Regions from separate parts of the Mus musculus genome. Here all the other regions are linked to region 2. The links are chromatin loops, found by intact Hi-C in ENCODE. Cell type or tissue: heart. All regions are shown on one strand. Region 1 holds the start of Cfap300 (cilia and flagella associated protein 300). Region 2 holds the start of Cep126 (centrosomal protein 126). Region 3 overlaps Birc2 (baculoviral IAP repeat-containing 2). Region 4 overlaps Yap1 (yes-associated protein 1). Region 5 has its middle 42 kb from the start of Birc3.

The links. Peaks named below come from ENCODE experiments on the same cell type or tissue, not always from the same donor. Only the 100,000 strongest peaks of a DNase experiment are listed, where the experiment ranks them.
Region 1: it touches region 2 in a loop (11-fold over the local background); 7 of 42 quality-filtered maps call a loop at or near these places.
Region 3: a loop joins it to region 2, with 2.4 times the contacts of the local background. A loop is called at or near these places in 3 of 42 quality-filtered maps.
Region 4: it touches region 2 in a loop (2.5-fold over the local background); 4 of 42 quality-filtered maps call a loop at or near these places.
Region 5: a loop joins it to region 2, with 4 times the contacts of the local background. A loop is called at or near these places in 3 of 42 quality-filtered maps.

Annotation. Positions count from the first base shown.
Region 1 is chr9:8,040,763-8,045,762 of GRCm38, reverse strand. It overlaps Cfap300 (cilia and flagella associated protein 300), which reads left to right and starts at 2,888. Exons shown (of 7, transcript NM_199017.3): 1 at 2,888-3,093; 2 at 3,273-3,354. The coding sequence starts at 2,984. In heart, no CTCF peak of the experiment used is centred here; a DNase peak (open chromatin) is centred at 2,892; H3K4me3 peaks cover 1,560 bases; H3K27ac peaks cover 1,253 bases.
Region 2 is chr9:8,131,725-8,136,724 of GRCm38, reverse strand. It overlaps Cep126 (centrosomal protein 126), which reads left to right and starts at 2,279. Exons shown (of 11, transcript NM_001045524.2): 1 at 2,279-2,627. The coding sequence starts at 2,515. In heart, no CTCF peak of the experiment used is centred here; a DNase peak (open chromatin) is centred at 2,264; H3K4me3 peaks cover 1,669 bases; H3K27ac peaks cover 919 bases.
Region 3 is chr9:7,820,025-7,825,024 of GRCm38, reverse strand. Birc2 (baculoviral IAP repeat-containing 2) reads left to right here. Exons shown (of 8, transcript NM_007465.3): 5 at 3,806-4,051. Among named protein-coding and RNA genes, the nearest start is that of Birc2, 15 kb to the left of the region's middle. In heart, a CTCF peak has its summit at 2,040 (motif pointing right); no DNase peak of the experiment used is centred here.
Region 4 is chr9:7,996,746-8,001,745 of GRCm38, reverse strand. It overlaps Yap1 (yes-associated protein 1), which reads left to right. Exons shown (of 9, transcript NM_001171147.1): 2 at 39-289. Among named protein-coding and RNA genes, the nearest start is that of Yap1, 5.4 kb to the left of the region's middle. In heart, a CTCF peak has its summit at 2,290 (motif pointing right); a DNase peak (open chromatin) is centred at 165; H3K4me3 peaks cover 287 bases.
Region 5 is chr9:7,912,493-7,917,492 of GRCm38, reverse strand. No RefSeq gene overlaps it. Among named protein-coding and RNA genes, the nearest start is that of Birc3, 42 kb to the right of the region's middle. In heart, a CTCF peak has its summit at 2,927; a DNase peak (open chromatin) is centred at 2,772; H3K4me3 peaks cover 1,069 bases; H3K27ac peaks cover 1,092 bases.

The DNA.
Region 1 (5,000 bases), 91 kb after region 2:
CATGTGCAGAGAGAGAGGAGGGGGGGGGACAGAGAGAGAGAGAGAGAGAGAGAGAGAGAGAGAACAAACTAGAGTGGCCTGCATACTAACAGGCCTAACTTGTGAAGTTTCAGAGGGAAGTTTAAAGACTCTATCAGGTCCTTTATTATTATTATTATTATTATTATTATTATTATTATTATTACCCTGTGGTTCTGGATAGCTGGGACTGAAAGAATCAGCTATGGTTAACAAGATACCAAAACCACTTTTGCTTTGCTGGGATACTGGATGCTGGTCAGCTAGAACTAAAAATTAGCACCAATTAAGACGAGACCAATGGTGCTAAGGTGAAATCTGTAGTGTTTCCTGACAGTCAGCACACAGTAATTATGTACCAGAGGCAAACAAGGTTGTCCCTCATGCTGGCAGCTGACAAGAGTGATCCAGGTAGCATGTATTTTGAAGGGATGAAGCAGTCATGGAGATCAGCTGAGGCTTGGCAGTATGAGAGACCAAGAGAGGCCATTGGTGAAGGTGCAATCTCAGTCGTTGAAGACCCTGGATTGAAGGAGTCATGCAAAGAATCTGAGCCTTGGCACCAAGAAGAGAGCCTATGAGAGGCTATAGGTGAAAGTGCAGCCCGGTTGCAGCAGACTCCAGAATTTGGAAAAACTGGTTCAATGGGATGATGACCAAAAGTAGCAGCAACAGTGGAATAAAGTCAGAAGAAAAGCTGTGTGTGATGGAGATGGTGGAAAAATGACCCAAGTCCCTTGGAGAAACCCAGAAGATTGCAGTGAATCCCAGACATTGCATACTGAGATATTTACACCTTTGGACTATGGTTTTGCTTTGATTTCATTCTGACTGTTCCCTGATTCTTCCCTCTTGAAGTAAGAAAGTATTTATTTTTGATTTTACAGGAGCCCATAGTTGAGTTAGAATTTTTAAGGACTTTGAATTTTAAAAGACAATGGCTACTTTAAAGATAATTAATTTTAATGTGTTTACATTTGTAAGGATTGTTGAATTTAAAATTATATATCTATTTGGTTGGTTTTGTTGTTTGTTTGTTTGTTTGTTTGTTTTTCAAGACAGGGTTTCTCTGTGTAGCCCTGGCTGTCCTGGAACTCACTTTGTAGACCAGGCTGTCCTTGAACTCAGAAATCCGCCTGCCTCTGCCTCCCAAGTGCTGGGATTAAAGGCGTGTGCCACCATGCCCGGCTTAAATTTTTTTATGTTTTTAATGTGATGTTTTTTGAGGGTGAATGAGAAAGAAAAGGGTGTGACTTAATAGTAGTGTGCTTGCATGTCAAGCTGACAAGGAGTCGATTGTGACAAGGAGTCAGTTGTGACAAGGAGTCGGTTGTGACAAGGAGTCAGTTGTGACAAGGAGTCGATTGTGACAAGGAGTCAATTGTGACAAGGAGTCGATTGTGACAAGGAGTCAGTTGTGACAAGGAGTCAGTTGTGACAAGGAGTCGATTGTGACAAGGAGTCAGTTGTGACAAGGAGTCGATTGTGACAAGGAGTCGGTTGTGACAAGGAGTCGGTTGTGACAAGGAGCTGGATAGTTTTATGTCAACTTAGCACAAGCTAAAATCATCTGAGATGAGGAAATCTCAGTTAAGAAAATGCCACCATAAGATCTGATAACAGGGAAGTTTCTTATTTAGTGATTGATGGGGGAGGACCCAGTCCACTGTGGGTGGCGCCATCTGGGCTGATGGTCCTGAGCATTATAAGAAAGCAGGATGAGTAAGCCAGTAAGCAGCCCCTTCCATAGCCATCGATTCCATCAGCCTACCCTGTGTGAGTTCCTTTCCTGACTTCTTTGACAATGAGCAATGATATGAAAATGTAAGTCAAATAAGCCCTTTCCTACCCAACATACCTTTTGGCTATAGTGCTTCATTGAGGCAATAGAAATCCTAAGAATCTTACAATAAAATTTTGTTTCCTTTACAAAAACACTTATGAGAGGCTTAGAGACATGGCTCAGCGGTTAAGAGCTCTCTCTGTTCTTGCAGTGGACAGGGGTTCTCAGTATCCACAGGACAGCTCACAACTGTCCTTAGGGATCTGATGCTCTCCTCTGGCCTCTGAGAGCACCAGGCTCCCTTGTGGTACATAGACATGCATACAGGTTAACACTCATATACACAAAAAATAAACAAAGAATTCATAAACTTATGAATGGGAGGACTGGGAAAAAAAACCTATATAAGAATGTTCACCACTGCATTCCTAATAGCTTCAAATTGTAATAACCCAAAAGGATAAACTGTGGAATAATATTCGTGGCACACAAAGTAACAGTGATAACAAGCCTCTCTCCCTCTGTCCCCCTCTTCCGAAGCTTCCCCCTTCTCCCCCTGTCCCTGCTCCCTTTTATTTGACCTTTTGGTTCTTAAGGTTCAAGCAGAAGGAAATGAAGTTAGTAGAGGTAAAAAAATTCGTCCACCTAAATCCTAAAACAGCTCCTAAACAAAAACAAGTTGGCTCCTGAATGAGATTTTCAGCAGGTAAGCATACATCCCACACTGATTAGCAGCGTGTTGTGGTGTAGTGCTCGCAGGAACCTGCCTGAGATGTAAACTTCAAAAGGAAAAGAGCCACAGACGAGATTATGTTCCTAAGCAGTCCCTTTGTCTTTCAAACGAAACCAACTTAATTAGACTTTTGCTTAGTGCAAAAGGAAATTGTCAGTTTGAAACTGTAGGTTTTGATATTAGGTCACTGGCCAGTGTCTAGAACTAAGAGTTCCTGTCAACACAAAGACTGGCAACCTCCTTCCATTTCCTAACAGCCAGGCTAAGAGTCCTCAGTGTAAAGGCAGGGACCCAAAATGCCATGGCGCATGCGTACTGAGCCAAGGGGCCCACTTCTCTCCCAGGCCCCGCCCTCTGAGCGGCGCCCCTCCCCCTGAACGTGGTGGCAGGTCCTACCGCTGTGTCACTATGGAAACGACTACTGCTTTCTTACCCTGGTCATAAGCAGGATGGCGGCTGGGGAGCCACGGGATGGAGGCGGCTACTACTTCAGATTCCTGCCTCATAGAACCTTCTCGTCGCTGAGCGCCCGGGAGATCACCAGCCGCCTCCGCCAGTGGTGAGGGCCGAGGGGCGGAAGTGGCCATGCGGCGGGCTCAGGTCGGTGGGCTGGGGCCGTGGCACCGCGCTCGTGTCCTGGGGTTCTCTCCCTGTTCGTGTTCGTGTCCGTGCTCCGGGACTCGGCTCTGCGCTCCCTCAACTCCGGCCAGGGCCCGCTGACTCTTCCCCCTCTGCTAGGTCCATGCTGGGCAGAATCCAGGCGCAGGCGTTCAGCTTCGACCAGACGTTCCAGCCCTACCAAAAGGATGATTTTGTCATGGTTGGTATTGGGGAAAGGGGGAGGGGGGGGCGCTCTTTTGGATGTTCTTGGGAACACTCCATGACATGTTCTTAGACTTTGGGAGTAATAAAAAGTGCAGGTTGGGTTTTCTTTTGTTTTGTTTCTTAGGGGGCTTTTTGACAGAGCGACTCATTCTGTAGACCAGACTAGCCTGGCATTCACTGGGATCCTCTTGCCCCTGCCACCCAAGTGCCACCATAACCACCTTGCCAATGTCTTTTACCTACCTTCGGAATTCTGCCTTAGATAACTTTACAAGTCTGTAGTTATTTTAGACAGTGTCACTGTGTAATTCACGATGGCCTCAACTCGTATCAGTCAGTCATCCTGCTTCCGAATCCCAGTTCAGAAATACAGGCATGTGTTACCGATGTTGACTGAAAATTCAATGGGACTTTTTTTTTTTTAACAATCACATCTTGTTTTTAAATACTACTACGTGGACTTTATTAGTCTTAACTCCAAATACTTTTGGTTTCTGAAAATCAAATTCACCCTGAGAAGTGGGCATCAAGCTGTAACAGTAGTACCCAAACAGGATTTCCTCCCAAAGGTTTTGAGCAATGGCCTGTTTGAAAAAAACCTTTAGCTAGAAGGGAATTCTTTAAAGAAGGCAAAGTTCATTCAAAGGTGTGAGATTTTTATGTGCATCTTAAAACCGAGCCCCATTTTGAAATGTTGCCTCCTACCCAACAGTAGGTAAAGTGTTCAGTTTTGTGAAGTGACCGTCATTCCTTGCCATTCCTCTGAGCATTGACTTTATAGCTGACATGTAATCTATTCACTCTGTCACTTTCTAAAGGCCCACTGTGTGCTAGGAATATAGCTTCCTCAATAGCCAGAGATAGAGACCTTGGAAGAATGTCTTGGGCCCTCTCCAAAATGCCAGCAAATAACATTAGTCTTCTTACCCACTGCCATGAGTAAGGAGAGCAGGAAAACAATCCATCGATTGTCCCTGCCTCTGGATAGGAGTGGTTCACTTCCATGGACCCTGGACAGGTGAAGCCTGGCCAGCTTCCCTTAGTCCCTTGTCATGACCCTGTCTCTTCTAAAGACACCTATCAAACTGAATCAGAGGTCTGACCTACAAGAGAATAACATTAACATCTACAATGACCATCTTTCTGAGCACACTTTGATGCTGAAGAAAGGACATGAATTCTGAGCTACGTTTTCTAATCTGTTTGCCATAACAGAGGGCAAATTGGTCTCATAGTCCATTTCCTGTTACCTGTGGTAGGGTTTTAATGCCATATTATTACTAATGGCATGTCTTAGGCATGGTTAGATTTTGATAATCTACCAGTACTGACCCTCCACTGATTTTTAAGATCAAAATTTTGAAATGCTACATTATTTTCTTTTTCTTTTTATTTTTGAGACACAGTTTCACTGTGTGGCCCTGGTGGCCTCAAACTCACAGAGATCTGCCTGTCCAAGTGCCGGGACTAAAGGTGTCTGCCACCACAACCAGTTTTTTTCTTTGATACTTTTTGTTGTTTCCATATATAACATTTAATATACCTGTTTATTCAGTAAATGCTTGTTAAATGCTTTCTATATCCCACTTGGAAGTTGTTAAAATGAGCTCTCATCCTAGTTTATGAGGCACACACAGTTTC
Region 2 (5,000 bases):
ATTAAATCTGTTAAATAGGATATAGAAACCTGCTTAATATTTTGAAGATAAAGAATTAGAAGTCAACAAACCTGTAACTTAAAAATAGATAGTAACCTTAAGTTAATTTTTTTCTTTTATTTTTAGTTAGCTTTGTAAAGCAAAACTTAAATGAAAAATAATTCTATGAACAAGCATTTGTAAATGATTAATAAATCATGCTTCTTTTTTTCTTTGTGGGTTTTTTTAGACAGGTTTCCAGGTATTAGACCAGTGTCAAATACACTATGTAGATGAAGATGATCTTGAATTTTACTGATCCTCCTGTCCCTATCTCCCAAGTGCTGGGATTACAAGGACACCATCTTGATATGAAACCATGGCTTTTAATAGTAATTAATATATCATGCAAAAATACAGTTATGTGGCTTGTGTTTTCCATTTACTAAATAATACAATCTAAGCAAAACTTTGAGGAAAGCTAAAATGCACATAACAACCACAACCTTCTCAGTTTTCTTTGCCTTTTGCAGTGCCCTACTTTGCTAAGGTTCAAACTACTCCTGGTGAGACCGAGTTCTAATGATAGCATTGGGAATAGAATCAAGGTCAATGCTTATGGCTAGGGCATTCAAAACGATGCCAACATAGCTAGTTGTCCAAGCATAATTTCCTTTCTTCATTAGGATTATGCTTTGTTTTGTCCTTGTGGCATGATATTGAATAAGATAAGCACTTTACATTTAAAATCAAAACTGGACTTGTAGCACAATAAAAAGTTCAGTCCCCTGAACACATTCCAACTTGAATTATTATATCTCCATTATTAAAATAGCCAGTTTTAAACAGTTTCAATTGGAAAGTTTATTATTTGAATTGCTTTAAGTTCACAAAGTTGAATGGTGGGTGAGTGATCTTTATTTGGTTTGTACATTCTGCTAGCAATTTGGAAATTTTTATACACAAAAATAAAATGTAAATCTAACATCCAGTCAAATTTTGTGATTTTACACTGGGCTCCAACAAAAAGGCCCAGTTTTGGTCCAGATTTTCATTTATATAGCCATTAACCTAGTGGCTCAAAACTGTTTAATTTTCTATACAGAAGCCATTTCAATACACAGATCTCTTTTGGCATACCTTCCCAGGAGATTATTAAGCTAAATCTGGACTTCTTTTCAGGCCATTTTTGCTGTGATGGTCCATTTGCAGATTCTGGCAGCCAATCAAGGACCATAACGATCTTTTGAAGTGGGACAGCAGAGAGAAAATGACCTAAGTATCAAGAAATGGATGAGAGCAAGTGAGGAAAGAAAATTTCCACTTTGCAAAGCTTTTTTATCTTTCTTTTTCTCCTCTTCTCCCTCCTCTTCCTCTTCCTCCTCCTCTTCCTTTCACCTCTACAAGGGAAAGTAGTTTTGAAAAGAGTGATAATGGGAAAGGTCTCACCATCTAAAAGTTCACCACAGGATTCCATACCTAACAAATTATGCCCCAAATAATCATTTCCAGGCTGTCTGTAATATTTGCCCGTATCTAGGAATTTTCCATTCACTGTCTTTCATCTGTTAATACTCTCAAGAAAACACTCAGAAAAGGGAAGAGCCGAATCAAGCTCTAAAGTACAGTTCAGCTATGCTCTCTCACAACTGCGAGTCATCTGCCCAACTCAACTTGCCCTAACTTGCCTCAGTTTACTTCATCTCAGTTTAACCTCAATTCACCTCAGTTTACTTTAGTTAAGTCAGTATAACTCAGCTTACCTCATTTTACCTTCGTAAATGGTAACTCGCTTTAACCTCAGCTTGCATCATCTTACCTCAGTGTACCTCCACTTGTGTCAATTTCTCTCTGCTTAATTAGGTGTAATCTCAGTTTGCTTAAGCTTGATTGAGTAATTCAGTTAAACCTCAGCTCACCTCAAGTTATCTCATCACACCGCGGTGTACCTCAGTTTACCTCAGCTTCCCTCTGCTTAATTAAGTTTAAGCGCAGCTTGCCTCAGTTTACCTCATCTCATCTCAGCATACCCGTTTAATTCCGCTTGCCTCCGTTTATTTCAACTTCTGTTTACCTCAGTTTACCTTGGCTTACTTTGTCTCACCTCGGTGTGCTTCAGTGTACTTAGCTTGCTTTCCTTAGCTTGCTTCCATTTAACTTGGTTTAACCTCGGCTCGCCGCAGTTTACCTCAGCTCGCCTCGGCCGCCCCTTTGAGCGAGCCGGCCCCTCATTGGCCGCTTCCCCCTCGCAGCCCCGCCCCGCGTTCCGCCTAGTTTCCGTCGCGAAGGACGCGGCGTCGGTTGGTTGTCAAGATGGCTGCGGCGGGGTCGCGGCCGCCACCTCCGCCGTCGCCCTGCGAGGTCGCCGCCCTCGCCGCTGCCGTCGCCACTGTCGCCGGGGCCGCTGCGAAGCCAGGATTGCCGCAGCCGAGCCTGCGACGCCCGTGACGCGAGACCTGGGAGACGCACTGCCCGGAGCGCCGAGGAGAGGACGAGGGAGGCCGAGCGGCCATGCGGACGGCGCTGAGGTGAAGGATGCTGGCGGGCAGGCCCGGAGCCCAGAGCGCAGGCGCAGGCGTGGGCGCCGGACCCCCAGACGCGCCGGGCGCCCGTGACGGCGGCGGTCGGCCGCGACCCGGCGCTTACCTGTATCCTTTCCACGCCCTCCCCCTGGAGCACGCAGGCAAGGGCATGGAAACTGGCAAGTCATTTTCAGTGCGGATATTTGCTTTAGCAGTTCTCACCCCACCCCACCCCACCCCACCCCGACCTGAAGTTACACTTTTGTCTCCTACTTTGTGACCTCTTCCCCCTCCTTCCCACCCCCGCACTTCGACTTGGCTGTCAGATTTTTGTGGATTTTTAAATGCATCGGTCCTGTATTGGACGGGCGAAGATTCGCCTTTTTGAATTACAGCGTTACACCCTTTACTTACAGAGACGTCTTAGTCCTGCTCCTTAGAAAGAGAAATTGCCCGAGGCTAAAATCGTGGGCTGTTCCGTTTTACTTGTTAGCCGCACACCCTTCCCAGAGCTGGAGAACCCTAGTTCGTTCTGATCATTTTGTATCCCATCTCTGTCCACTCTGTTGTCACACAGACGAAAGGAAAAGCAGGGGGCACGAATCTTGACAATCTGGATTATTTCTGATTTTCCATGAGAAATCGTTGAATTTCAATTTGATGTTACTATTGGTAACATAAACATTGTGGAAATGTCAATACGCTTTGTTTTTTAAGTACATAAAGCGGGTTTATTCTTCCAGAGAACATTATGATAATTAGAATTTACCCTTCATAGTCTCAGAAGACTGGCTGGTGGTGATGATGTTTGCTCATGTTTTTCTCAGGAAATGGAGTCCCTTCCACCACTACCAGCCTCCCTCCACTTCCTCAGCCCTAGGTCCCACCTTCTGCTAGGATATGCTCTTAACAGTTTTAACAGCAAATCATGAGTTTTCATCAAGGGTCTCCTCTTCGGCTGACCCTCCTCTGGGCTCTAAGAATGCAGGTACGTTAGGGCTCCGTTAATGCCCAAATACTCTCTCCTCAGGAACTTGTCTTCCATCCCTGGGTCATTCTGAGTTCTGAACAGTAGCCTAGGCAGTAGCAGCTGCTAGCTTTTGTCTTCTTGTCATTCCTCTTGCTGCTTCCACAAACTGTCTTCTTTTTTTTTTTTTTTTAAAGATTTATTTATTTATTATATGTAAGTACACTGTAGCTGTCTTCAGACACTCCAGAAGAGGGAGTCAGATCTTGTTACAGATGGTTGTGAGCCACCATGTGGTTGCTGGGATTTGAACTCCGGACCTTCAGAAGAGCAGTCGGGTGCTCTTACCCACTGAGCCATCTCACCAGCCCCACAAACTGTCTTCTTAAAGTGTACTCTGAAGTACTCTGCCTTATGAATTCAGCTCTTCACCTTTGACATTGTGTTTTTTTTTTTTTTGGGTGGGGGGGGTTGACGCTGGTGGCCCTGGCTGTCTCAGAACTCGATCTGTAGACCAGGCTGGCCTTGAACTCTACCTCCAGAGTGCTGGGATTAAAGGCTCCACTTGTCTGGCATTGTAACTTTTTATACACTGAACTCTTACTACATTATTCTAATTTGTCTCTAAATCAGGATGTAAGGAAATGGCTCGTGACAAAGCATCCCTCTCCCCTGTTATTTTCGTTAATGACATACCATTTTTTTAATTTATGTGATAAGAACATTAAGCAGAGCAAGTAGGAGTAAGGAGACAAAATTTAAAAGAATGGCTGTAGTCAAAGTTCTAAGAGACGGTGAAAGAGTTTTAAGTGGAGGCAGTAGGAAGATGTTTGACTAGATCTGACAAGGAGAATGCATTGTATGATAGCTACTTGGGTTGATAACCTAATTGGAGAAAGACTAAATGAGGAAGTGGATGCCCATAATATTCTTTATTTTGTAATATTAACTATATAAAAACTACATTCTTTGGAGTAGATGTTAGGGTAAATTGTTTTGATAATGCAAAAAAAAATTAAGCATCTATCTAAAAACTTCTATACCATTTTTTTAGATGATAGAAAGACAGAAACATTATAGTGTAGTAAGCAAGATCATACTGTTCTACTATATATGCCATATAGTATATATGCTAATATAGGAACTAGATTTTATATGTAGTAGGATTATCTGGATAAATTTGGAAATATATTGGTGTCAGGACATTATTACACTTGTAATTTTTCTGTATGTTCTTGGGATAAGATTTTAAACATATTGAAGAAAATAGTTCCCATCTGATGCAGTCTCCCCTGCCCTTGTCAACTGACACAAAGTAAGTTAAGCTTGTCCTTCCTACAATGTTTTCTTGAAAGGAGAAAGTTGTATTTACCTCTACTGATGGCTTGTGACTTTTAAAAGCTAATCATCTTCTTGAAGTCTGATCCTAATAAAGTTAAAACCCATATTTCCTTCCCTTTTATATCATGTTTATAAAACCTTCAGAAGGCACCTTTAAAAATATTACATGTGTGTCTTTGAGTTTGTATTGA
Region 3 (5,000 bases), 310 kb after region 2:
CACTGGGGTCATGTGTGAGAGGAAGGAGTACCTCAGTATGTGGTAACTGCCTGTATAAGGAACTGGACAGGGTGAAGTAGTAGACAGCTGCTCTTAGTCAGTGTTAATGTAGGCTGGAACCCAGAGCACTCTGTGCCACGCTGCACCATGCTATACATCTTGCTTTTGTTTTCCTTATAAAATCTCTTTGCCTATTGTACTGGCTAGTTTTGTGTCAACTTGACACAGCTGGAGTTATCACAGAGAAAGGAGCTTCAGTTGAGGAAATGCCTCCATGAGATCAAACTGTAAGGCATTTTCTCAATTAGTGATCAAGGGGGAAAGGCCCCTTGTGGGTGGGACAATCTCTGGGCTGGTAGTCTTGGGTTTTATAAGAGAGCAGGCTGAGCAAGCCAGGGGAGGCAAGCCAGTAAAGAACATCCCTCCATGGCCTCTGCATCAGCTCCTGCTTCCTGACCTGCTTGAGTTCCAGTCCTGCATCCTTTGGTGATCAACAGCAGTATGGAAATGTAAGCAGAATAAACCCTTTCCTCCCCAACTTGCTTCTTGGTCATGATGTTTGTGCAGGAATAGAAACCCTGACTAAGACACCTATCTTCATAATGATTGTTGCACATTGTTTCTTTATAGATTGCTGCTTTTAATTTATAAAATTATTTTTAAAGGAATATATGAGAGATTGTGCGTGTATGGTGTATATCTAGATGTGTTTCACAGTACACATGTAGAGATCAGAAGACAACTTCAGGAATCAGTCTTCTCTTGGGTTCTGGGGATCAAATTCTGGCTTGCCTGGGAAGTGCTTTTGTACTTCTTTCCCCATTCATAGGACAGCACAGAGAAAGTAGGAGAGCGAAGAGAACTTCTTTCTTTCTCTTAGAACCACTTGACTCTGTTCTTCTTTCTTCCCTTCTTCTCATATTTCCCCTCCTTTCTTTTTTCATTCATTTTTCATACAGGGTCTTATAATATGCCCCCGGCTGGCTTTGAACTTTGGATCCTCTGGCCTAAGGCTCTGAGCACCGTATTACAGGTATTACAGGCCACCTCACCTGGCCTTGTCCACTGGATTATGTCACCTCCTGCTAATCTGGAAATGTTGCTTTGATAATGACAAGAGTCACTGGAAACTGCTGGAGTGAATCCTTCTGGGCACATCCTCAGCTGGCCCTGAGCTTGGGATGCTCCTGCTCCTCTGCCACAGGGCAGGGCTGATGGAAGCACGCTGCCGCACACTGAGCTTTTGTCCTCTACACACCAGCTTTGGGGACTTCCCTGACGCCACTCTTTTAGGTGTTTTTCCAGTTTGTTAGGATGATTTTGAACCGTTTCTGCTGCTAGTTCCTTTTTCATATTCCTACGTGGTAGACTACTAAACGAGTGTACTTTATTATGCTCAGGTCAGATGCAGTCCAGGCTGGAATGTTCAATTACCTGTGTAAATCTTAGAGGTGCTTCCAGTTTGGGCTACAATAGCTGTCTCAGCAAATATGTCAAAGCACTAGGTTTCCTCTGATTTCATTCTTCAGATGTTTTTCTCTGACCTTCCCCATCTCAGTTCATAACACCCAGTTACAGAACCAACTGGGCTATCTCCTGAGAAATGCTCTGCCTTCACAGCATGTCCTGATACTGTCTCTTAGTCCATGCTACCCTGGTCTATCTTGTAGACCAGTTGTTCCTGATCCCAAATCCATCTGTGCAGCATCACCAGTTACCTTTGGAATAGCTCTCTGCTTAAGTTCCTCCTACAATATTCTGGCAAACTTAGGGTGATGTGGACACTCCTCACAAAGCTGTATATACCATGACTACTGTCCCTGCCGTCTGCCACCATCTTTATTTCTTGACTGTGTTAAGCTCTTGTGCTGGTGAAGGCTAGTCTTGCTGTTCTCTTTCACATGTTCCTGTTGCTTACTTTATCGTTTCAGTTTTAGGGTTTTATTTATTTTTAAATGTTACTTTCTGGATGAGGTGTTGAGGATTAACATATTTTTGACCACATTTGCTCTCTACACACTTTTGTGTGTTGATTGTATGAGTTTCCAGTGGATGGCAGTAAAGTATCTTGGAAAAGTACAGCTGTAATGTCACAGAAGCACAGTATGAGCTTGCACTGACCCTGTTAGCAGAGAATGCTTCCATCCGTGTCCCTATGGCCTCCCATTTCCTGCATTTGTCACCTCGTATTTTCATCTTTAAAACCTCCATTCAGAATAACAGTAGTTTTGCTTATTTGTGTTTTTATTACATCTTTATGCTGCCCATCCTTGTTTTCTCTGCCTCACTTATATACCTGTTTAGACGTTATTCATCATTCAAGTCTGATACATATCCATTGGTATAACTCCAACCCAGGTGCTTCATGTGTGCTAGGCCCCACACCCACACCTCATCTTTTTATAGGGGTGGGGAAGAGATGTATGCATGCTTGCTAGAGTGGAAGACAAGCCCTCCACCTAGGCCACACCCCCATTTTTAATTCAGTGTATTCTAAGCATTCTGCCAAGGTTGTACCCCCATCTTAACCTTCTTCCCTACTGTTTGCTGGTTTTTGAAGTGGTAGCTTATTTAGATCTTGCTTATGAGTGTCAGGGAAGCTTTGTCTTTGCTGTCACATGTCCAGTTCCTACTGAGCTTTATATTTGCCCTCCTTTCCTGCTGGAAGGTAATTTCTCATAGCTGTATTTTTGTGGTACATTGATTTTAAAAAATGAATGTATATTAAACTCTTTTGGGGAGATACTTTAAAATTTTTTCATGTGTGTGTGTTTGTGTGTGTGTGTGTGTGTGTGTGTCTGTGTGTGTATGTACATGAGAGAGAGACACACACACAGATATAAAGACATGGAGACACAATTATTTTAGGAGTCAGTCCTTTCCTGTGGGTTTCAGGAATTAAATTTGGGTGGACTTGTGCAGCAAACACTTAGCCATGAGCCATCTTGCCTACCTGATTTTTGAGGAAAAACTATAGTGTATGTGTGGGTGCACACGCTACAATGTGTGGATAGAGGTTAAGAGTGCACCCTTGGGCACTGGAGAGATGCTCAGCAGTTGTTTCTTTTTTCTTTTTTTGGTTTTTCAAGACAGGGTTTCTCTGTGTAGCCCTGGTTATCCTGGAACTCACTTTGTAGACCAGGCTGGCCTCGAACTCAGAAATCTGCCTGCCTCTGCCTCCCGAGTGCTGGGATTAAAGGCGTGCGCCACCACGCCCGGCTAGATGCTTAGCAGTTTTGAGTACTGGGTGCTCTTCCAGTGGGCCTAGGCTCAATGCCCAACACCTACAGCAGCTCACAGCTGCCTGTGGCTCCAGTTCTAGGGCAGCTGACACCTTCACACAGACAAATGCAACCAAAACCCAGTGCCATAAAAGCAAATAAACTATTTTCTTAAAAAAAGAGGGCAACTTTACGAATTAGTTCTCCCCCCCCTCCCCCACCCCCCATGGATTCTGTGAATTGAACTTAGGCTGTCAGGCTTGGCAGTAAGTACCTTTACCACTGAGCCATCCCAACAATACTGTTGGAGTTTTTTTGTTGTTGTTTTGTTTTTTAACAATCAGACTCCTAAGCAAATTGCCAAGAGATTTTTATTTTAAGTTTATATCTAGGATGTATATACTGTAGGTAGGTAGTAATTTTTAGATACATAGTACACTATCCAAAGTTCAAATTGTATTGAAGTTAATTTAATTGATGCACATGATATGTCTCCCTTACCAGGATATGAAAAATAAAGGTGCCACAGGCATTACTTTCCATAGTTTAAATTTGTGGAGTTTAATATTAGCAAATTTTTTTAGAGACAGTGGTGCATTTTGGCCCTGGAGAAAGTTCGGAAGATGTCGTCATGATGAGCACGCCTGTGGTTAAAGCAGCCTTGGAAATGGGCTTCAGTAGGAGCCTGGTGAGACAGACGGTTCAGCGGCAGATCCTGGCCACTGGTGAGAACTACAGGACCGTCAATGATATTGTCTCAGTACTTTTGAATGCTGAAGATGAGAGAAGAGAAGAGGAGAAGGAAAGACAGACTGAAGAGATGGCATCAGGTATCCACGTTGGTGGCCACAGGTTTTCAATTACGTGTTGCATGCAGCATCATTAACACCCTCTGCCCCTGGGCATTTCTAAACTATCTCTTTTTGCCAAGCTCAGGCTAACCTCAAATTCAGTCTGTAGCTAGTGCTGTACTAGAACTCCCCTGAGGTTCCTGCCCCCACCTCCAAAGTGCTGGGGTTATACATATATGCCACCATACACAGATTTACAATAAACTATTTTTGAGGTATATTTCATTTCTTTATACATAGCTAAAACTGAAAAAAAGCATGACTTAAGGGACTGGAGGTCATCTCAGTGGTTAAGAGCTTTGGCTGCTCTTGTAAAGGACCTGAGTTTGGTTCCTATTGCCTAAGTAGAGTCCAGTGTCTCACAACCACCTATTACTCTAGTTCCTGAGGATCTGACCCCCTCTGAAGACCCCACCAAGGGGGGAAAATATTAAAAAAGAGATAGGACTAGTTCACTACAGCCTTATTATATGACCGTATCACAAAACGTTTAAAATTCTAACTTCTGGATTGAAACAGACTTATGTTTCAATTCTGCCCTCTGAAGTGAGGTAATTTCTTATGAATAAGCTGGATTCATTTTTAAAAACTATAAATTTAGATTTAAAAAAGGATAAAGCAGGCTATGTGCTATGTGTGAGGTATTGTACAACATGGTTTATGTGCATTTTGTTTAACTCTTTGAGGAAGATGCTATTATTCATACTTCAGATCAGGAAACTGAGGTGTACATAGCAGGGGGACACATGGCTATTAAGTGGCTAGACTTGCCTGGGAGCCAGGCAGAGTCCATCGTGACATGAAGCTTACACTCTTGAGTGCTGTAGTTCTGTAGAATGCATGGAGTCTGAGAAGGAATATTGCTCTAGGCTGAAGATGTAGCTTGATTGATGGGTCTTTGGTTGGCATTCACAAACCTTGAGTTCCA
Region 4 (5,000 bases), 130 kb after region 2:
GTCTCTATTGTTAATTTTCATTTTGCTATTCCTGATAGGCCAGTACTGATGCAGGTACTGCGGGAGCTCTGACTCCACAGCATGTTCGAGCTCACTCCTCTCCAGCCTCCCTGCAGCTGGGTGCCGTTTCTCCTGGGACACTCACAGCCAGTGGCGTTGTCTCTGGCCCTGCCGCTGCCCCTGCAGCTCAGCATCTCCGGCAGTCCTCCTTTGAGATCCCTGATGATGTACCACTGCCAGCAGGCTGGGAGATGGCCAAGACATCTTCTGGTCAAAGATACTTCTTAAAGTAAGTGAAGACAGCGCTGGGAAGAGGCAGTGTGGGAGTGGCTTTATTCATTTATTGTCTTTTTCAAAACAGTATTCAATTATTTATTACTTTGCTGTTGCTAAACATGGAACTCAGCCTTATAAATGGTAAACCAGCATACTTTATCATTGAGCTGCACCCCAGCTCACTCGCTCTGTGTGTGTCTCTCTCTATACACACACACACACACATACACACACACACATATGCACACTCTGTCTCTCTCACTCTCTCTCTTTAGGGTTGGTCATATCTTGAAAGCCTGATTTATTCTTAGTTCAGAGCCTTTTTGCAGACTTTTGTGGCAAAATGAGATAATTTCATTTTGAATTTGTACCAGATTTGCTAATTAGCCTGGCACAAAACAAAACAAAACAAACCACCAAACCTGGCATAGACATGTGTTCTATTATCTCTTTTGTGTGCCCCCCATGTTTGTGTCCATCTGTTTCTGTGTGTGTGTGTGTGTGTGTGTGTGTGTGGTGGTGGTGGTGGGGGGGGGGCTTTAAACCAGGACCTTGTGCATTCTTTCAGCATAAATGATTGGTAGAGAAGGGAATATAGGGACTTAGGGAAGAGATGACGTTACAGTCCTTAAATTGTGAAACAACAAATACTTTAGCAATATTTTTGATGTCATTTAACAGATTTTCCCCTCAAAATGTGAAGAAAACATTAGTTGTCAGGTTTGGCCTCCAATCATGAGGTGACACACTTTGCCTTCAAAAGCAGTGTCTGCTCTGGGAAAATGTAAGCAAAACTTCCTCGTTACTAAGGCCCACTCCCACTCCACAACAAAATGCAAAATTACATTCATCTGAAAAGGACAAAATTAAATTTTATCCCCTCTACTTTTGACATTGGAAGTAAAACTAATTTTCTAGAGCTTATTTAAATTAAGAGTGTACAAAGTATCCCTGACTGGTTGTTACAGACTGAAGATTATTGTATTGTTATTAGAATTGGTTAACTGGGTTGAGATAATGCAGTGACGAACAGCGCTCATTTGATTCAGATTTGTCTGACTATCCATGGGAAATGTAGCGGTTATTGGATCGGACCCCAGTGACAACCTTGTTTCGTGTGTGACACCCCTCCCTCCAGCCTCTCCCACCCCTGACTGGATCTCTATTTTCAGTTGATTATCTTGAGTGAGTTGCTGATACTTTGTGTTTAATTTTGGTTTTCCAGGCAGGGTTTCTCTGGAACTTGCTCTGTAGACCAGGTTAGTCTCAAACTCAGATTGTCCTGCCTCTGCCTCCCAAGTGCTGAGCTTAAAGGCTTGTACAAGATGCCCCACTTTGCTTATTACTACTTTATAATGTAAGGATACAGACTCAGGATAGATATCAGGGGGACTGGAAGAGATTTGATCTTGATTTTGGAAAGGGACCCCACCTCCACCCTTGTTTGTTTGTTTGTTTGTTTGTTTGTTTTGTTGTTGTTGCTATTTTGCACCCTGTAACTTTGTCTTTTTTAAAAACCTTTCCTGATGTGCTGGTACCCATGTCAAAGGATCAGGTTTCAAGGAGAACAATAAAGGGCCAGAGACTGGGAAGTACACACGAGCCTGGTAAACTCATCCACAGGGACCCACAGGAGCCAGACCGGTCCTGCTTTAAACAGCCTCCGAAGTAAATGACTTGGAAGAGAGGCTGGCTGTGAGAGATAGTCCTGAAGGGGAAGGGAGGGGAAACAAACCAGGTTGTTAGGGAGAAAAAGAAAGGCTTGCTGAACTCCTCCCTGCTGGGTCCCATGCTGACCTGGGGAGGTTTTAAACAGCTTAATAGCCTGCAGGCCTTCAGTTGTGGCTGCGGCTGTGAGCGTTTAGCTAAAGAGCGTTTATGCTGGTTTTACTCGTTTGTGTTTTCTTAAAATTGCTTGTTTGTTGACATCTGCATTTTTTTAAAAGATTTATTATTTATTATATGTAAGTACACTGTAGCTGTCTTCCGACACACCAGAAGAGGGCATCAGATCTCATTACAGGTGGTTGTGAGCCACCATGTGGTTGCTGGGATTTGAACTCAGGACCAGCAGTCAGTGCTCTTACCCATTGAGCCATCTCGCCAGCCCTACATTTTCATTATTTGAGTGAGCGGTCATTTTTTTGGAGCTGTAGTAAGCCTCATTGTAGATTCTTGCTTTTAAGAACTTTGGATGATTCTTTCCACAAAAAGTAATTGCTTTGTAGATGGATTTGTGTAGTTACTGCATACTGGCTCCATCTCCCCACTCTGCAACCCTCACTCTTTTTCAAGGCTGCTGGAAAGAAGGTAAAGTAGGTTAAACTCTGACTTCTATAGAAGAAGCAAACACAGCAGGAAGTGAGGAAACACTGTTTCTGAGGTTGCCAGTGGAAGTCTGTGATAAATGAATGGGCCTTTGGTTCTGCAGAGCCTTTTCACACTGTGCTCTGAAGTAGAAGGCTTTGGCCTGAGGGGTGACCTGACAGCAGGTGAACTGAGTCACTGGATCTGATAAAGATCACGTGGAGACCTCTGAGAATTAGATGTCTAGTGTAGTCTTGGTAGTTGCTTTGTCAACAGTATGCGGTTTGGAAAATCGATGTGAAGCAGAACTTTTTCTCTTTCAGCTGCTTTCACTGGTGTTAAGTGTAGTTGCCATAAGGAGCTGTTAGGCACCGAATGGATGCATGTTAACATCTTCCTGACTGAGTAGGAGACAACAGCTTTTGGTGCCAAGTAGCTATCTTCGTTTTTAGAATACTTTACTTTTGTTTGAGGTTCTTATAAAGTCCCATGTGATGGAAGGAAGGGACTGCTGTGATGTGTCCATATTCACACGCATGTGCACCCAGAGATGCATAAGCAGTAGCTGTAATAACATTTCAGAAGGAGACTCCTGCCCAGCTGTGGGATGAAGAGCTGGACTACCTTCTGAACTTGAGCTCATTCCAGCCATGAAAACTAAGTGACCCTTCCCTTTATCTTTTCAGGTACTTATTGGAACTAACTTTTAAGTTACAAAGTATGGCCTTTCTTGAGATTTGTACTTGGCAGGAAGAATTCTAACCCCAAATGGTCCAAGCTGGCAAGATGATGTCATTTGAGAGATCTGGGAGAATTGTTGACTAGGGAACAGCTAATTGTTGCCTTGTGACTATAGATGAATGAGTTTGGAAGTCACTTGGCCCATCCTCCAGTTTCACGGCCATCTGTCTAATTGCTGTGATTGGTGTTAAAACCCACCCTAGGTCAGTGAGATCTAAAGACTTGGACTTTATATTGGAAATGATAGGGGTGGATCTATCATTCAGGCACCTTCATTCTGGACAGGAACCTAGACTCTGGACATGATGCTGTGCCTGAAAAGGCTCAGTCTTTGTAGATATTACATCTTGGCCACTGAACTTAATGACTTACTGTTTGAAACTAATTTCATCTTAAGTTTTGATTTTAAAAGAATCAATTCCCTTTATAGCTCAGCACTTCTGCAGGTTTTCCTGTAGGAAATAGTTCTTCAAGTAGTTGGTCAACAACTTCCTATTTCTTTTATAAGCTGCTGAATAACTTCCTGAATTAGCATTCTATAATATCTTTGGTTACAAGGGGTGCTTCTACTTTTCAGTCTATTTTATTGAATCTGGTACCTTGTAACCATTGCCAGTATAAAGAACATATTGTAAACTGTGTACCACGGAGGCGTCGGAATTTGATGTGCCAGATGTGATCCAGTAATTTAATACATTTGTACATATACAATGTTTTAATAATGTTCTAATAGGTTTTTTTGTTTTGTTTTTTTTGTTGTTGTTGTTTTTTTTGTTTTTTTGGTTTTTTTGTTTTGTTTTGTTTTGGTTTGGTTTTTTTTTTGAGACAGGGTTTTTCTCTATAGCCCTGGCTGTCCTGGAACTTAACTTTGTAGATCAGGCTGGCCTCGAACTCAGAAATCCACCTGCCTCTGCCTCCCGAGTGCTGGGATTAAAGGCGTGTGCCACCATGCCCGGCTCTAATAGTTTTAAAAAGATGTGTGTGTGTGTGTGTGTGTGTGTGTGTGAGAGATTTTCTGAATAGAACCAGTTCTAGTGTTTATAGTCTTTGAGATTCAAAGTTCTTAGGGCTGTGTTTTGTTGAAAGTTGTACAGTATTGTAGAGGATGGGAATATATAGTTCTGCTACAGCAAGCATAAGGCCCGAGATTGCTCAAGCTTTCCAGGCCACCTAGGGCAGAATGTGGTGGGAGGTGCAGATAAAGGCAGTGAGATGGTTTGGCGGATAAAATCCATGTTCAGCAAACTAATGATCTGACTTCAATTTCTAGATCCAAGGTAGGAGGAGAAACATCTCCCCAGAGTTGACTGATCTCCACAGGGCCACATTTTTAGTGTCTCTCACTGTCTCTCATCTCTCACCAATACAGAGTAATGGTCAATTTTGGAAAAAAAAGCTAGGAACCAGCTACCGTAGCGTACCCAGTAGAAACAGGGAAACAGGTGGATGTCTGAGTTTGGGGCCAGGCTGCATGAAGAGACCCTGTCTTAAAAAAAAAAAAATTCACTCTGCTCAAAAAAAAATAGGTAAGATAGAAAGGATAAATTAAATGGATTAAGGTTTTGAATGGCTTTTTTAAAAGTATGTACAAGTTATTAACTAGAGTATCTCATTCCATCATTTCAAAGGGTTATTTTCTCAGATTTTTTGCGAGTTGCTCAGCATTTAGCTTAGCT
Region 5 (5,000 bases), 220 kb after region 2:
TTTGGATATTTTTCTACCATCATTTCTCAGAATGTAATCATCTTATTAATATGTCTTTAGCTTTTGTAGTGTTTGAATATTTGATCTTAAAAGCTTCTTTTTGAGCTGCTGACTTGAGTTTCTTAAAACTATTCAATAAGTTGTTGTTTGAGACTAGGACATATTTTCCAACAATTTCTGAAATAGACCCAAACTTACTGTTATCATTTTGTACTATGTATTGATGCAAAATAGCATTCTCAGGATTAACAACTACAAAATTAAAATATGGGTCAACTTAAGAGAAATGTTGATTGTGTTCTATAGGTAGAGTAGGAAATACTCAGCTTGGATTCAATTCTTCATGAAAAAATAAGCGAACACATTATAAGGATGCTTACTTGTTTCATCTTTAATTAGCAGCAAAAGTCTATGTACACCACAGCATTGCTGGAAGTAAATATCTTTATGATTTATTATGGCAAATGTTTGGTTTGCATACTTAGTCTATATACCATATGCCTGGGTTTGGTACAATCTCACAGTCATGTGGGGTCGGAGGCAGGAAAGTTCAAGAAGCCTCCGTCTAGCGTAGACAAGAGATAAGTGAGCTCTATGTGAGGGAGTGTTGCATTTCTCCTGATACAATCTATTTTAAGGTCAGTTAGGCTCAACTAAAATCAAGAGCCCAAGAGGCCCATTGCTAATATATGTTAATATAATGCTTTCATTCATAATCAAAAAGTTTCACCTGTGTATAAGAGTATACCACATGTATGCCAGGTGCCTGCGGGGGTCAAATCCCATGGAATTGCTGTTGGTATTCTGTCTGGACTCCACCCCTACAGTAACCTGGCAAGAGCCAGGTAGGCCTGGCCCACTATAAAAGGGGCTTCTTGTCCCCTCGTCTCTCTCTTACTCTTGCGTTTCTCTTGCCTCTTGCTCTCTTGGTCCCCCTCTGTCCCCATTCACTTCTCCCCTCTTTCCACGTGGTCATAGCTGGCCTCTACTTCTCTACTCCCTCTCTCTGCCTTTCTCTGCCTCTACTACTCTCCTAACTCCCCTCCCCATGCCCTAAATAAACTCTATACTGTACCATCGTGTACATGGTCGCTCAGGGCAGGGATGCCTCAGCATGGGCCCACTGAGACGTCCCCTTCCCCCATACCTTACCACACCCTCATAGAATGCCTACCCTCCAGCTGGTCAGGAGTTTGCACGTTGGTACTCCTTTTCCCTGAACTAGGAGTAATCCAGGGAAACGAACCTCTGCCAATCCCAGCTGTAGATCTGATAGCTGCCCAGCATAAGAGGGCAGTTCAGGTCGTGCCACTCTTGGTCGCTATGGGAATAGCCATAGGTTTTGGTACTGGAACTGCAGGGATAACGACTTCGATGACCCAATGTAATACATTCACTTCCCAGTTTGAAAACAATCTTAAAGAAATGACTGCAACTGTGCTCACTATCCAGAAACAGATGGATTCTTTAGCAGCCATGGTGCTTCAGAACCAATGGGGGCTAGAGGTCCTGATAGCTAAAGAAGATGGACTTTGCCTGTTCCTCCTTGAAGAATGCTGTTTCTATATCAACCAATCCGAGACAGTGAGAAAATCCAGGAGACAGAGATAAAGAACTTCAGGGAGGGCTGGAGAGATGGCTCAGAAGTTAAGAGCACTGACTGCTCTTCCAGAGGTCCTGAGTTCAATTCCCAGCAACCACATGGTGGCTCACAACCATCTGTAATGGGATCAGATGCCCTCTTGTGGTGTGTCTGAAAACAGCTACGGTGTACTCACATAAACTAAATAAATAAATCTCAAAAAAAAAAAAATCAAAAAACAAAAACAAAAAACTTAAGGCAACCTGAGACCTCCAGTTCTGGGATTTTAAAAAACCGTCTATGGGAGTGGATCCTTCCTTTTGTAATGCCTTTTCTAGTCATCCTCCTGGTGTTTTTATCCACTCCCTGCCTCATTAATCTTGTTTCTACATTCCTCCAACAACAAATACAAAAAAATTCTAATCAAACTATTAATCAGCTCTTATTACAGGATTACCAGCTGCTGCCTACAGAAGATACTCTGTCCACAGAGGAACCTGATGTGAATGTTTACCAAGTGGATCCCGATGGTGAAAGTCAGCTACACCCCAAAATTGACGACGCCCCTAGACATCAGGAAGCAGCTTAAGAGACGCGACGCCCTCATCCCCCCCCCTTTCTTTTCTTCTCTTTATCTTTTTTTTCTTTTTGGTTTTTCCTGCCCGGCCTTCTCTTTATAATAATAAAAAGGAGGTATGTTGTTCTAAGGACCTCCGAAACCCGTGACATCGCATAGGCGCAACCCACACACCTGTTGTCAAGGCAACAGCCACCATATTCCCAGAATTCACTTGCCTCACCTCCCACCTTTACCTGTGACTATTTCACCATCCATTTATAAAGAAATGTTCCCTTGATCTCTCTCCCCCCTCCTCTCTTTCTACTGCCACCTTGCCCTTCTTTCTCTCAATAAACCTCATGTGAATATTCTAGGGAAAAAAAAAAAAAAAAAAAACTTGCCCTGGAAGGTTAGAGTTTTACAGTCATCCTCTGCCATAAGTGAGAAGTCACTTCCAGCACCTAGGTCTGTCAGCTTGGCATCTATAGAGAGGAAACAGTCATGCTCAGATTTATGGGTGACTTTTTGCCATGCCTCCTGGCTACTGTGACTAGTTTCCTGGTTTCTCATAGCATTTCCCGTATGCCTGGGCAAGACTTCTGTGTCAATCCTTCCTGCGGGAGGCTCTGCTCTGCGGCCCTGTTCTGTATGGGCGGGGCATCCTGAAGTGCCGGGGGAAGGGGGGGTGGGGAATCCTGTGCACTACGCATGCGCAGGGCCTCAGCAGCCCAGTCGTCTGGCCAGCTCGGTAGAGCTCCTCCTGGCTATGGGAAGGGCATAGTAATGACCTGAGACTTCTGTAATTCCGCTTTTGTGTCCCTTGCGCATAGAATGAGGTTAATTTGATCCTTACCTTGTGCAGCTGTTTGATGACTGAAAAAATAATCTAGTTTGTCTTTATGCATAGCCCTGCCAGGTACTTATTAGTGCTAGTTTATTTTTTTCCACATACTTCCAGAATCAACAATTGGCTCAAAGGATCCACTTGTTTCCAAAATTGCGGATCGAACAGCCAGAAAACTACACAGGCTTACTGTCCAGTAAGGAGTCAGACAAGTACACCTAGAGGAAGCAACTGGCAGGACTGATGGGAGGGTGCGGGAACTCTGGCCGCGCCCCAACCTGTGCCTAATCCGTTCTCAAATTGACACAGAAGCCCTTCCATGAAGAATCAAGAAGACAATGAAGTTGGAAAAGGCCTGATTGTGAACAAAGACCTACCTAAATAATAGCATGTGGGCCATAGAGCTTTATCTTGTTTCATTTCATTAAGACAATTCACATTGTATCAGAGTCATGACAATCCCAATTCAAATGCTGGGAATGCAAACAGGAACCACCCACTTGCCTGAATCGCGCGCGCGCGCGCGCGCGCGCGCGTGTGTGTGTGTGTGTGTGTGTGTGTGTGTGTGTGTGTGTGTGTGTTTGGGTCTCCTTGCAAACAAGCATGGTAAATACCGTTTACTGTGGATTGTTATTCTGAAGCAGAAAGAGGTCTCTGAGGGTCTTAGAGGGTCTGATTTTAAGGAAGGTTTTTGAGATCTCCCTGCTTAGATGTCATATGGATATGCAAGGCCTGATCCAGCTACTAAGACTACTACCTACTTTATAAAACCACAAAAACATAGCCCGGAATCTGGCATTTTTAAAGTAATGTGATATCCTCCCCCCACCCCCACAGCCCCCACCCCGTACTAAATAAAACAGTCATTAGCATACTACCTAAGAGTCACATGACTTCCTCTGGCATCTCAAAAAGCAAATGGAAAAATTTGAGGTAAGACTATATAATTCTAAATTCTCAGATACTAATGAGATGGTCAGTTCTCCCCTATATTGAGGACTGAGTTTGGCTTTAATGGCTCCTCTATAACCTTAAGATGTTAAATCCAAAAGTAAACCTTAGTTCTTAGCATAAACAAAAATCTTTATACTTTCTTCCTTGAACTACCCCATTTGTAGACTTTTTTTCCCCCACTCTCTTCAGCTTGTCGTGTTCCTAGGCTCAGAAAGCTAGGAGGCCATGGGAAGTGTTATCAGACTTTGCAGTAGGAAGCTGCCACAGGCCTGGACTAGCAGGCTGGCTTGGATTAGAAGCCCTAAGCAAGCTAGCATAGTTAGGCCTCTCCTGGGCATTCTGTTAGATGATAGGTGAGTTGAGATGCTCTTACTTCAATGATGCACCATACACCCTCACATGCTGCTTTTGAAACAGCCGTTTTCAGGATTAGCTAATAATTAATACTTTTGTTCCCATTTAAATCCATTGGTCAGTGAGTGCAGATGTGTACATGGAACCTGAAGCTCAGATTTGGCAAGGCCAGCTGGCCAAAGAGCTCTGGGATCTGCCTCTGTCCCCACTCCCCAGCACTGAAGTTTCAGATACACACCATTAAACCTGACTGTTTACTCATGTGCTCATGCTATTATGATGTTTTCCTGGTTAAGCCATCTTCTTGGTTCTCTTTGTTGGGTTTTTAGCACCTTTTGTTGTAGAGTGAATGAGAAAAAATAATTTCTCTAATTTACACACAAGTGATACAATTTTTTAGCTCATTTACACTAACTGACTATGGAGCCGATGTCCCAGGCATTGAAATGAATTTTTTTCAAAGAGAGAGTGGGTGTGGTTTGTATATTCTTGGGCCAGGGAGTGGCACCATTTGGAGGTGTGGCCTTGTTGGAATAGGTGTGACCTGGTTGGAGTAGGTGTGTCACTGTGGGTGTGGGCATAAGATCCTCACCCTAGGTGCCTGGAAGTCAGTCTTCCACTAGCAGTCTTTGGATGAAGATGTAGAACTCTCAGCTCTGCCTGAGCCATGCCTACCTGGTTACTGCCAAGCTCCCACCTTGATGGTA